Regions from separate parts of the Homo sapiens genome. Here region 1 is linked to region 2. Evidence: chromatin contacts called from ENCODE Hi-C data. All regions are on one chromosome and are shown on one strand. The core of a region is the stretch at or near the end of the contact, and the rest is flanking DNA. Distances in the headings are between cores, read along the strand shown. Region 1 has its middle 52 kb from the start of LINC00399. Region 2 has its middle 24 kb from the start of LINC03061.

Region 1 (6,195 bases), core at 3,443-5,942, 210 kb after region 2:
ATATTTATATAATATATATTTATGTATTTATATATATATTTATATATTTATATATATTTATATATATTTATATATTTATATATATTTATATTTATATATTTATATTTTTATATATATTTATATTTATATATTTATATATTTATATATATTATATATTTTTATATATTTATATATATTATATATATTTTTATATATTTATATATGTATATATATTATATATATTTATATATATTTATATATGATATATATTATATATATTTATATATATTTATATATATATATTTTTATATATTTATATATTATATATATTTATATATATTTATATATATTTATATATTATATATATTTATATATATTTATATATTATATATATTTATATATATATTTGAGACAGAAATATATATATATATAAAAATATGTATATATATGTGAGACAGAGTCTTGCTCTGTTGCCCACACTCAAGTGCAGTGGCATGATCTTGGCTTACTGAACCTCCACCTCCCCAGGCTTGAGTGATTCTCATGCCTCAGCCTCCCAAGTAGCTGAGACCACAGGTGCCCGCCACCACAACTGGATAAATTTTGTACTTTTGGTACAGACTGTTTCACCATGTTGGCCAGGCTGGTCTCAAACTCCTAACCTCGAGTGATCCACCCACCTCAGCCTCCCAAAGTGCTGGGATGACAAGCGTTAATCACCACGCCCGACCAAAACTTCTATTTAGTTGAATAATTTCAAATTAAGTATGTGCATGTAGTAAATAATTCTAATAGCTCAAAAAAGGTAAGTTTCCTTCTTGCCTTCTGCCCCCAGCACTCCCAGGCTCAGTGTCTCCCTCCTGGAGGCAATTTCTGGTATGTTTCTCCATAAATGTTTTATGTGTACACAAACATGTGCATGTGTGTGCATTTTTTTACATAAATCAGATATTTTAGAAATCAATATATATCTTCATATTTTTACCTAATGACCTTTTTATATCAGCCCATACGGATTTATCAATTTGTTTTTAATGGGGACAGAGTATTCCATTTCCATAGCTGTACCATCATTCATTTAGCCCATCTCTTATTATTGAATATTTAAGGTGTTCCTGTTTTGCCTTTTAAATATTTTTATTTAGATATATTTTACATACAATGAAATACTCAGATCTGAGGGTTCCTGTTCATGGAGTTTTACAAATTTCACACACATGGAACCCACACTCTTGTCAAGACACAGACCATTTTCATCATCCCAGAAAGTTCCTACTCATTTCCCAAAAATTGTCACTATTCTGATTTCTTTCACCACAGATTAGTTTTACCTGTTCTAGCATGTCAAATATACGGAAACACAGAGAATGTAATTTTTTTTTGGTCCGGCTTTATTCAGTACAATGTTGGGTTTTCCTGTGGGATTCATCTGTGTCATCTAATTAACATACTTTTATTTAATGATAAGCGATGTCTTATTATTTGAGTATACAGCCATTTGTTATCCATTCTCTTATCATTGGATATTTGCATTGTTTCTACGTTTGTGCTACTGAGTCAAGCTTCTACAAACATCTTTTCATATATCTCGTTGTGACCATGTATTTCATTGCTTTTGGGAGTGCAATGGTTGGATCACAGAGTAGGTGTGTGTTCGACCTGTTAAGCAGCTACCAAACCACTTTCCACAGTGGCTATACCCTTTGATGCTCTTGCCAGGCGTGCATGAGCATTTGGGGGAATCAACAGTCTCACAGTCATTCACTGTTAATGGTCTTTTCAACTTTAGCTACTTTAGTGGTTGTGGAGTTGTATCTCATTATGGTTTGAATGTGCATTTGCTAATAACTAATGAGGACACAACATTCCAAGAAGAAATAATAACATTTTTGAAGACCCTAAAGCAAAAAAGGAGTGTTTTTTGAAATTTCTTATATGTGATTGTATAGAAAATATGTATATAAATATTATTAGCATTTCAGATTATATCTTTCTAGATCTTTCTCTCTCCACACACACACACATTTATTTAGTATAATTTTTTAATGTTTTTCTAGTAATATGTTATATGAATAACCATAACTGGTGCAGCCAAATCCCTAATTTTTGATATTTCCTAGTGCCTTTGTCCTTTTACTCTTTGCTCTGAAATTTGTTTGGGTAGAACTAGAGTAGCCCATCTCCTAAAATGTGGTCTCTCTTGGGTTGTGATTAAATGCCCTGGATATTCTGGGAGGTATCTTCTCTCTGGCTGGCTGGAATTTCCGTCTTCCAGCACCCTGTGGTGCCAGCATCCCCTGCAGCTTACAACTTCCCAGAGCTGTGCTTTTCCAGGCCCCAGGGATTCCACCCTACCTACACATGCACAGCTTAGCACTTGGCTAAAGACTTGAGAAAACCCTGCACATTTTTTTTTTTGTCTCTTCACTGCACAGCTTTCTCCTCTCCAGCGTGCTGCACTAGAATTCCAGCCACTCCAGAAGCCTCCAATCCTGCCTCACTTGGGCTCCACATTCCTGCCTCTTGGTCCACAAAGGGCCTATAGCAGAACACCGGGAGGATTATGGGGCAAACTGTGTGCATTTCTCTTCTCTCCAGGAACACAATCCTCTGCTTCTTGTCTGACACCTGAAAATAGTTGCTTCCTATATTTTGTGTAGTTTTGTAGTTACTTACACCAAGGGGGCTAGTCTGGTACCAGTTACTTTATCACATTCAAAAGTTATCTTCTTGTTTTTTTGTAAAATGAATTTGTCATAAAAAGTAAATCTTCAGTGGACATACATATAGCTCTATAGCTGTATCTCTACAGACACCTCAAATAATTTTCTTTATCTATTGAAAGTAATAATGCTGAGTCAAGATGTACAGTTTTTGAAATTTGTCTCCTATTTGTGCTAGTCTTTCAGTTATACCCTGGCTTGCTTCAACAGTAAATAGGCAATTTTTAATAATTACTTTCTAATTATAATGAAAATAAATACATGTAAACTGTACATTTTTTCCCAAGGAGTAAAGCAGAACTATAATGAAACAGAAATTTTTCTTCTGGATCAATACTCATCATCTTTAGAAAGAAAAAAAATTAATAGTTTTCTTCTGTATGTTTCAAAATTTTCTAGTTCTAAACATTCAAATGTGCAGTTTTTCTGCTTTTTTTTCATACAAATGGAAATATATTTTTGCATTCTTGTGCAATTTTTAAAAAGTAACAAAATATACTGAATAAATTTTTATATTAGCACAAATGTAGCTATCACATTTTAAAAAAACCTATAAATTATTCTTTCTACATGCACCATAATTTAATTAATAAGTTTCCCATTGATATGGTTTGGTTGTGTCCCCACTGAAATCTCATATTGAATTCCCATTTGTTGTGGGAGGGACCCAGCATGAGGTAATTGAATCATGGGGTCAGGTCTTTCCCAACTGTTCTCATGATAGTGAATAAGTCTCACAAGATCTGATGGTTTTAAAAACGGGAGTTTCCCTGCACAAGCTCTCATTCTTTCTTGCCGCCACCATGTAAGAAGTGCCTTTTACCTTCTGCCATGATTGTGAGACCTCCCCAGCCACGTGGAACTGTAAGTCCATTACACCTATTGTTCTTCCCACTCTTGGGCATGTCTTTGTCAGCAGCATGAAAACAGATTAGTACACCTATTGATGGACATTTATGCTGTTTTCAGTTTCTTTCAGTATTTTAAATAATGCTACAAGGAAAATTCGGTGCAGGCCTTCATGTAGACATAGTAATATACCTGTAAGGTAAATTTCCCAAAGTAAAATTGGAAGACCAAAGTAAATATGCATTGCATTTTGACAGACATTGGAAAAATGCTCTCCAAAGAGATTCCACCAACTTACACTCACACCAACAGCAAATGAGACCATCTGTTGGCCCACATCCTGTGCACAGTGTGAAAGATCAACTTTCCAATCTTTGCCAATCTGATAGGTTTTAAAAAATAGCATCTCATTTCGATTTGTGATTTAATTATGCATGAGATTATGCTTCTTTCTTTTTCTTCATATTGGTGTATGTTTGAACTGCTTATTCGTATCCTTTAAATAATAAACTGTAGTGGGGTCAAGCTGGGCCTGGTAGCTACTGCTGATGCTATTGAATTATGGTGAGTTAATCTAAGCAAGAAGCTCATGGGCCATGTAATTCACCCCAAGAAATGTTTCTGAAGTTGTACGGGTTTTTTTGGCATTGATTACAGGTTTAACGACTTTTACTCTCAAAATGCTTAATTCACATTACATATGTGTGTATGTTTGATTACACCAATGTTTCTGCATACTACTGCAAAATACTCTTTAAAATCTGGGGTCACATCCTGTTTCACAGATCTGATAATGAGTAAAGCCAAACTCTTAGCTCATGTTTGGGTATCTGGCCTCCATTAAGCTGCTGTCTCTATTACCACATAGTCCATTCAACATTCTCTCAATGTCTTGGAGGTGTTAGGGCAGAGGCTGGCACTGTACGTATTAATAAGATGTCCGGCTTAGTGACAGGAGGTCTTGTTTATTATAATGAACAAATGAAGGTGTTTCAAGTATATTTATGTGGCTGCTTAAGAGCCAACCTCCACTGCTGTGAGACTTAGTAAGAGGTGGCTACCAAGGACCTGCTCCTGCAAGCCTGTTCCCAGGCTCCCCCAAGCATGGCTCTGGGACACGGTGAGAGCTTTCTGTGAGCTTGTGTGAGACTCAGTCCCAGACAGAGGCTGCCTCCCACTTCTCAGCTGAATCCTGGGCTTTGGAAACCCTATTGTGTGCCAATATAATCAACCTACACATGATGTCACAAGACAGAGAAAACACTATAAATGGTATCCAAGTTCATGGCACTGAGTCTCCAAGGGCTGTGAGAGAAAAGGTTGGTAATGCTGGCATGATTGCTTGGCTGAAAGAAGGGCCATGGCAGGAAAGATGTAACTGAACTGAAGATGCAGCCACTGCTTCAACGTAAGACCTCACCTCGTTAATTTGGGTGATCAGAAAAGCAGACATTACCTCCTCCTGTCAATCGCCTTATTTTGGTGAATTCTTAAATAGCCTCTTAGCCACTGTTGTGACTCAATAATTGTGACCTTCTAACAGTTACCATGGAAAGAATTCCTAGATTATAAATAATGACAATGTGAGTTTCCTAGTTACCAAGTGTATTTATAAAATGAATTCCAAAGGTACATGACATTTAATTCCAGCCTATTTTTAGACACTAAAGGATAATAAAGGAAAATACTTTTTTTCCAGAAGAGGAAGAATTGTAACATTTTTCCAAATCTAGTTATAGAGCAGCACATCTATATGACTATAAGGAAAAAAAGGGGGGTTTTAGTAATATACTGTCCTTGGCAATTTAAAGGGAGCATTTACAATAATACAGATTTCACAATTAAATGGAGTCTCCAAAATCATGTATAGAATTTGATCTATACAAATTATCTTGGAAATAAAAAGATATAGTGTCCTTTAATAATTTTTTAAACACATAAATTGGGAAGACTTTTATGCCTTCTACTTTACAAAGTATTTCTTATTAAAGGAAATCATTATGTTTCATAAAGAACTCTTTCTTATTTTTTTTAATAGACATGATAGGGTCTTGCTGTGTTGGCAAGGTTAGTCTTGAACTCCTGGTCTCAAGCGATCCTCCCATCTTGGCCTCCCAAAGTGCTGGAATTACAGGACTGAGCCACTGTCCCTGGCCCTTCATAAAGAACTCTCGGAAGCACAAGTTTACCTAGTCAAAGAGTTACAATCCAAGAAAGAGGAGTGAAGATTCTGAAGGAATACATTACAAAAAAGAAAAGCTACTAAATGGTGTCTAAATCACATTTTAGTGTGCTGCAGAAATGACAGTTCAAAAAAAATTAGAGCAATGGAAATACAATAATTTTTATGTCCTGTCTAGTATTTTGTCTTTTCCAAACACTGTTCCAGGAGATACTTCAAAGAAGTTGATGTATAATGTTTCTTAGACTTGCATGCAATGGTCTCATAATTGAAACATTTTCTTCTTTCTGAATCTTGAATCAAATCCTATCTCTTGTCCATACTCTGAAACATGAAATTTGAGAATGGCTATGGTCCCTTTCTCCATCTTGAAAGCCAGCAACAGCAAATGGAGTCCTCCTCACATTGCTTAATTCACATTCTGTGATCACATCACCGTGACCTCTTCCATCCCAAGTCTCC
Region 2 (6,735 bases), core at 4,080-6,579:
TTAGTATCACATAAAATTCTTCTGACCTAAAGCCTCATTTTATAGAGAAGTAAGTATGCTGATGTCTGATGCTCATGGTATCCACTGGCTTTCATTACTCAGGAGCATTTTGGCCTTGAAAAATGATGACATGGCCCACTGAAGACCTAGTTATAGCACCAGCTGGTATTCAACACCGTGTAAAGAAGGTGTGTTGTCCAATAAATTGAAGTTTACTTCCTCAAACAGAGACAATATATGGTACTGATTCTTCCATAGCCAGCACAGATGGGTAAGGGATCCAAGGACGGGAAATGAGAAGAACAGCTCATTCTCACACTGAGTAGCATGCTCACACAATCTATGTGATTTCAACATTGGACTCTACGAATATAATGGCTTGAGATCCAAGGAAGAAGTCCTTCCATTGACACCCAGGTCACATGTTCATGGTGGGTCCCCCATAACCCTAGACCAACAGTGGATTCTGTGTAAAGAGTCATTTGTCTTTATGGTCAAGGGAAAATGCAATGTAGGAGGAATACATATGGCTTGAATTAAAGGGATTCTATAGTTTATATCCTACTAAACACATGTCCTGTAGTGTAAATTAAATAACAGAGTACAGTAGGTCTGCAATAATTTAGGTTGGGGTGCTTCACAAGGGAAGAATCCTCTTTGCCCAGAGCAAAGGAACATGGAAGAGATCATGGAAAAAGCAAGTCATAAACACCAGTGCAGAAGTGCCACATTAGCTCAAAACAAGAACGGAAGCTGCTATCCATATAGTTTGCTTGTTTTACTATTTGTGTGTACATATATGCACATAAGGAGGAATACAGAGCAAAACATATAGGAGGATAAAATAGAGGACTGAAAGATAGATGATGACTAGTAGATAGATGAATAAATACTGGAACACAAATTGGAAAACTACAGTTTTCCTTATTTTTTCTATTTTCTTTCCTGTACTCCTTTTATGTAGATGTATAGTAAGTCTAAGTGTCAGTAATATTTACAATCAAATTCATAGGTTGTAGGATATTGAATCATGTTGTGATTTAAATGGAAGAAGAATAAAAGCCATCTGCAGGTACACTACAAGGCTCATGAAATGCTGGGTCTACTTTCTGAAGAAAGAGAGAATTGGTCTCTAGACAGGAACGTGCTGTTGTTACTACCGTTGCTTCAAATTTAAGAATATAAAAGACACCAATTTCTTACCTTTCAGATTTATAAACATTCAAAAGTTCACTAACATGTTCTGATGGCCAACACAAAATGCTACAAATACTATGTAAGGCAATTTCGTCACATCTAACAAAATTACATGTGCCCTTGACCCTGCAATCTCATTTCTACTCATTTATGTTGAAGGGCACCTTTTCAAATCTAAAACAACATATGCACATGGTCAACCATTGCAGCATTATCTGCAACAGCAAAATATTGGTGACAATATTCAATAATAGGAAACTGATGGAATAAACTATGATATCTCCACACAGTGTTGTACTACATGCATCTGTTTAAAAAGAAGAAAGGAAGATCCTACAGCTTGATAGGGAGTGATTTCAAACATCCATTGTTTATTGAAAAAAAGGAAATTGGAAAAGAATATATGACATATGCTATACTTTATGTCAGAAAAAAGGAAAACTAAAAAGACTATATATTCAAACCTCATGAAATATTATAGACGATCAGTGAAAATGGGGTGGAAGTAATAGAATTGGGAATAAGAAATCTGAGTATCTTTTCTTACATAATTTTTGACTTTTGATGCATCTAAATGCCTTATATATTAAAAAGTACAAGTTAATCAAAATAATAAGTAAACTCTAAAACTAAATAAAAACTGATGGAAGTGAACCAAGATTTAAATCAAATTACTAACCATATCACATATAATAAAAAAATTAATTCAAGTAGCTTTTGAACAAGTATTCTAACTATACATCTTTACTAGAATATAGTTTAAAGAAATCTTGAACTTAGCCACTCTGTTGACACCATGGTATTATTAAAATTATTCTGAAGCTATTTTGTATCTATTTCAGGGTTGAACAAATGAGTTTCTATGTTGATGTTAGGTATCTCCATTCTCACTGTAGGAGAAGGGAGATACAAATATAGAATGAGGAAAGATGAGGAAGAAGCCCGTGGTTTCAGATTTGATTTGAAGGTTTCAGAATAAGGCATAAAAACATCCCTTGCTCTAGCCTCTGAACGCACCTGGAAATCACAAACCCCAGCAGCAGTGCATGCACCTCGCACACAGAGCTAGGTTGCTAAATGGTGGATTTCACCTCTGGAGCAGAAAGAATATGTGGTAAGCCTGGAATAGCTTGTTGAATCAGAAAGCAAGGAAGTAGTCATGACATCAGAAAACAGGAGCTGGCTTGAAACGGCTCCCATTGGCCAAACCGAGGACTCTTCATATTAAATTTTTATGAGGAACACAAAATAACTGATATTGACAGTTTACATTTCAAGCAAGTAGAGAAAAAAATTAAAAACTGAAAATCTAATCCAACTAAATAACAAAGAGGCAGGAATTAAAACATGAGTAGGCAATTTAGGAGCAATGTTGATTAAAAGGGAGGATACCAGAATTCTTCGAACACACAAGAAATCATAGTAAATGTGAGTAGATACTCACTTATGAAAAGGTGGTGAAACTTAAATTGTATTTTAAAAAGAAGGAAGAAAAGGGAAAGGAGAAAACAAACATCTGAAATAGAATTTTACGTCAGAACATGGTATAATTTCCTTCCCATATGCTGAGTGTTTGCGCATGAAATATTTATTGCACTGACATGACCCTCAGTATGCCCAACAATAAATGAAGGGTAATATTTATATCTGCCATAGGAAGTAAAAATGCATAGTAAATGAAATGGTACAGGTGAAAGTAGCAAACTGTGCAAACATTAATTATCATTATTCTATCTAGAGTTACTACTACTTTGTTACTTAACTATTTATGGCTCTCTAATAGCAAAATACTTAACTTTTGCTTTTCTTAAGTGATTTAAGACAGCCCTGAGGTAAAGAAGACAAAAGAATAAATATGCATCCCATTTGCTCTCCTATTTTACTTCAGGAAAAGATAAAATTAATAGGCCAGTCATCATGATGAGCAAAGAAGTCTGATACGCATTCATCCATAGTGAACGTGGACAGGAGCCATAGGAATCTGGATGTGGCTTTTGGCTTAGTAGTTAGCTTGCTATTTTTGGAAAGAGAGAAAGAGTAAGAGAGACAGTTGGGGACAAGGAGGTGAAAGGCTGTGTAGTACATTTCTAAACAATAGCTTTAAAATGTTATGATCTTATCATAAGGGGATCATAAGAGGATAATTGATGCTTTTGAAAAAATGAGATAGAATAGCCAAAAGATTGTTTTGTCCCAATCAGAAAGTATAAAAGATAGAGAAGACAAGTCTCTAATCAGAGGGAAGAATGAAACTTACTCAAAGTAAAATAGTAAATTTTATGAATATATACATAAGTTTACAGAAAAAAATACCAGAAAAGTGACTTCAAGAATCAGCTGAGATAGAAACATATGCCCATCATCTTCAAAGTACGCACTGACACTTATCCCCTAGACAGCCATTTCTTTTTGAATGATGACAATAAAAATGATTTGAAATTGGGAATAAAGCCCTCCCTCTAATGATTTGACAGTGTTAGACCTTGCCTAGGGCAAGCCTAAGGAAAAAGACAAAGAAACACAATGAATTCAGAGTGCCAGAATTTATCAAAGTCAAAATAGTATCTTCTTAAAAATGTAAGTAAGGCTTAAAAGATGATATAATAGAAATGAACATCTAATCTGACCAAGTGGGGAATTAAGGGGGAGGTATGGAATCTGTGAATGCATATTTCTTCCAGGATAGAGCACACCAGTGAAGGTGTCAAAAGATACTTTGAAATCTAAAATTAAGGCAATAACTGTAAAATGAAATTTAAGACATTGGTTTATGAGTCTTTATAAAATCTAGGAAAATCATGAAATCAAATCAATTAAAAAGGCCCTTAGATGCTGCTGCATTGCACATTTTAAATACAGACTGCCATTAAAGCCATTCTAATTAGACAGATAGTGTCACTTTTTTCAAGTTTATTTGTTATGTACTTGTTTCATCTATAATGACCTTTTCCCTCTGATTATTCTGAGAAAAGAAAAAAAAATATTCAAAGTGAATGAGTTGCTAACTGATAAATTGCAAAGGAAAAACGTGGCTTCTTGTTGCAATCAATTAATCCATATTTTGAGCACTTATGACATGGTAGATTATATAGTTTGGCTCTGTGTCCCCACCCAAACATCATCTCAAATTGTAATCCCCATAATCCCCATGTGTTGAGGGAGAGACCTGGTGGGCAGGTGGTGATTGGATCATGGGGGCAGTTCCCCCATGCTATTTTCATGATACTGAGTGAGTTCTCATGAGATCTGATGGTCTTATAAGCAGCTCTTCTCCCTTTACTCATTTGCTGTCTCTCTCTCTCACCTGCTACCATGTAAGACGTGCCTTTGCTCCTCTCTCACCTTCCTCCGCAATTGTAAGTTTCCTGAGGCTTCTCCAACAGTGTGAAATTCTGAGTCAATTAAACCTCTTTTCTTTATAAATTACCCAGTCTCAGGTATTTATTTATAATACAGTGTGAAAACGGACTAACACAGTAGACTTGCAAGAGTCCTGCGGTTCACAAAACCAAGAAGTCCAGAGCTCCAGATCATGGGTACGTAACAATCTGGACTGTTGAGTAAAAGAATAATAGCAGTAAGGCTATTGTTCTAGACCAAAATCTAGCCATTACGAGAACATGTTGCTTGGAGATGAGATTAAATAACTGATAGAACACAGAGGAGGAGGAAGGGTACATCCCAGTTTGCCATGTGCCATGAAAACTTCGGAGAAGTGAAGATCAATTACGACTGATGAGATAATTTAATGCAAAGAGCCAGGTAAAACGTCTGCAAGCATTTTAAAACTGTGTATGCGGGACACCAAAGAAGAAATAATGTCCTTTTGAATAAGCAATTAGAGAAATGCATTAACAACTAATGAAGGAGTGAATTATTTTGTGCGAGCTCAGATGTTTTTTAAGCTACCTTTGGTGGTTTTCATCCACCTCCGCATTTAATCTCATCTCAGGGTACCAAGTGTGTTTCTGTGCTCCTCCCCTGGCTTTATCTGAGAGGACAAGTGGGCCTGGTTCATCCAGATCTGAACTCCCCTTTTTGCACTAATCCCAAACCCAGTAGCAACAAAAATGCTTTCTTTTTGACCAGATGGAAATCCGAGGCTAGCCTAGGACATGACATGCATTTTAATCCAATGACTCAGCATAGGAGGACTGGATCAACCCAACTCTAGTGAAACCAGGTCTCTCTTTCCTGCTGTATACATTGGGAGGGTGATCAAAATCTGTCCACCTTATTTTAAATCAGCTGTGGGTCACCACCACACTGTTTCCATGAGGTCATTTCTTGTTCATCATCCACTAAGGCGTTTGCCACGAGCAGCAGTAAAAAGCACAAAGGACAGAAAGCCCTCGAAAGGAGAAAATGAAATGCAACACAGCCAGCTCACATACTTTCCATGCCACAATCCCCACCACCTAACATTCCGTTCTCGTCGATGAGGAAACAATAGAATGTACAGCCCTGTCACTGTCGCTATTAATAACTTGGAGGGCTTCCAGAACCACACGGGTTCAGGGGAATATGCTGTCCTTAGCAGTCACATCAATGCTTAGGTATCTCTTCATGAGACTGTGCCTCTGTGTCTCCTGCCTGCCATGTGTGAAAGTTCTAATTTTCAAGTCACACATAAGCCCTGATTAGTGGTGATAAGGCAATAAGGAGGACCGGTTTTTTTGAGACTATGAAACCACAAAGAACTCTGAGTTCCAAAACACTCTATTAGCACTTTCCAGTCCTATTTTAGAAAACCAATGGGAAAAATGTAAAATGGAGTGGGCTGGGAAATTTTTTCATCAAAGTATAATTGTAATTTTAAGTAGGAGTTTTGTATTTAAAGCCCTTAATGGCAAGCGTGATTAAGAGAAGCTTGGCTTCACTGTTTACAGCAAACCTTGATTAAATACAAACAAGCAAATGAAACAAAAAAGAAAAGAAAAATGAAAAGAAAAAAATCTTTCTGGAGTGTCCTGGGGTCCTTAGCCAGGAGAATTATCTTGGAGGGGAAAAAAAAAATCCATGGAGTCAGCCATCTGTCTCTATCCCCTTCCTTCCTATTTTCTTCAATTCTTTGTCCATCTGTATGATTTGCCTACACTGGTCTGTCTTTTGAATTTCAGCTTTTCAAAAAGCAGATACCACACCAGCTTATTTTATTTTCAGCATCTATCACTGCAGGCTTTATTAAATGTTAAGGAATAATAAGACCTATTATTGCACTGCGACTCCCTGGGATTTTTTGTAAGTCAGTAAGGCCCAGTGTCATGTGTTTGCATTTTCTCTGGGCTGTAGATGCCAGGAGACCAGGACCATTAAAAGAGGAGGGAGAGAAAGGGAAGGTTGGCGGGTTATTATGCACTCTTGGGGGTTTCTTTCCTACAACGCTTTCCCCTGCTCCCTTCTGTTCCCGCTTCTATAAAAGGAGTAAGCACACAACAACCGTCATATAAACCAACATCAGAAAAGCAAAAAGAATTCATCTGTCAAGAAGAAAGAGAAAATCTGTTACGGTTACGAATGGTTATAGCAAAGTGAGTA

The links. A loop is a pair of places that touch in the nucleus more often than their neighbours do. Pooled maps may share reads with other maps.
Region 1: a loop to region 2 is called in a map of ascending aorta, with 1.9 times the contacts of the local background. The contact joins two enhancer-like sites. A Hi-C loop is called at or near these places in 3 of 168 maps with a recorded cell type or tissue (aorta, ascending aorta and chondrocyte) and 3 of 50 pooled maps.

What each region holds. Positions count from the first base shown.
Region 1 is chr13:109,449,624-109,455,818 of GRCh38, forward strand. No RefSeq gene overlaps it. Among named protein-coding and RNA genes, the nearest start is that of LINC00399, 52 kb to the left of the region's middle. RefSeq lists an enhancer at 5,030-5,305. Within about 2 kb of position 4,693, at least 2 of the 41 ENCODE cell types and tissues checked have a DNase peak (open chromatin) inside an H3K27ac peak, as active enhancers do; they include ascending aorta, where a contact is called at or near this core.
Region 2 is chr13:109,238,167-109,244,901 of GRCh38, forward strand. No RefSeq gene overlaps it. Among named protein-coding and RNA genes, the nearest start is that of LINC03061, 24 kb to the right of the region's middle. Within about 2 kb of position 5,330, at least 12 of the 41 ENCODE cell types and tissues checked have a DNase peak (open chromatin) inside an H3K27ac peak, as active enhancers do; they include ascending aorta, where a contact is called at or near this core.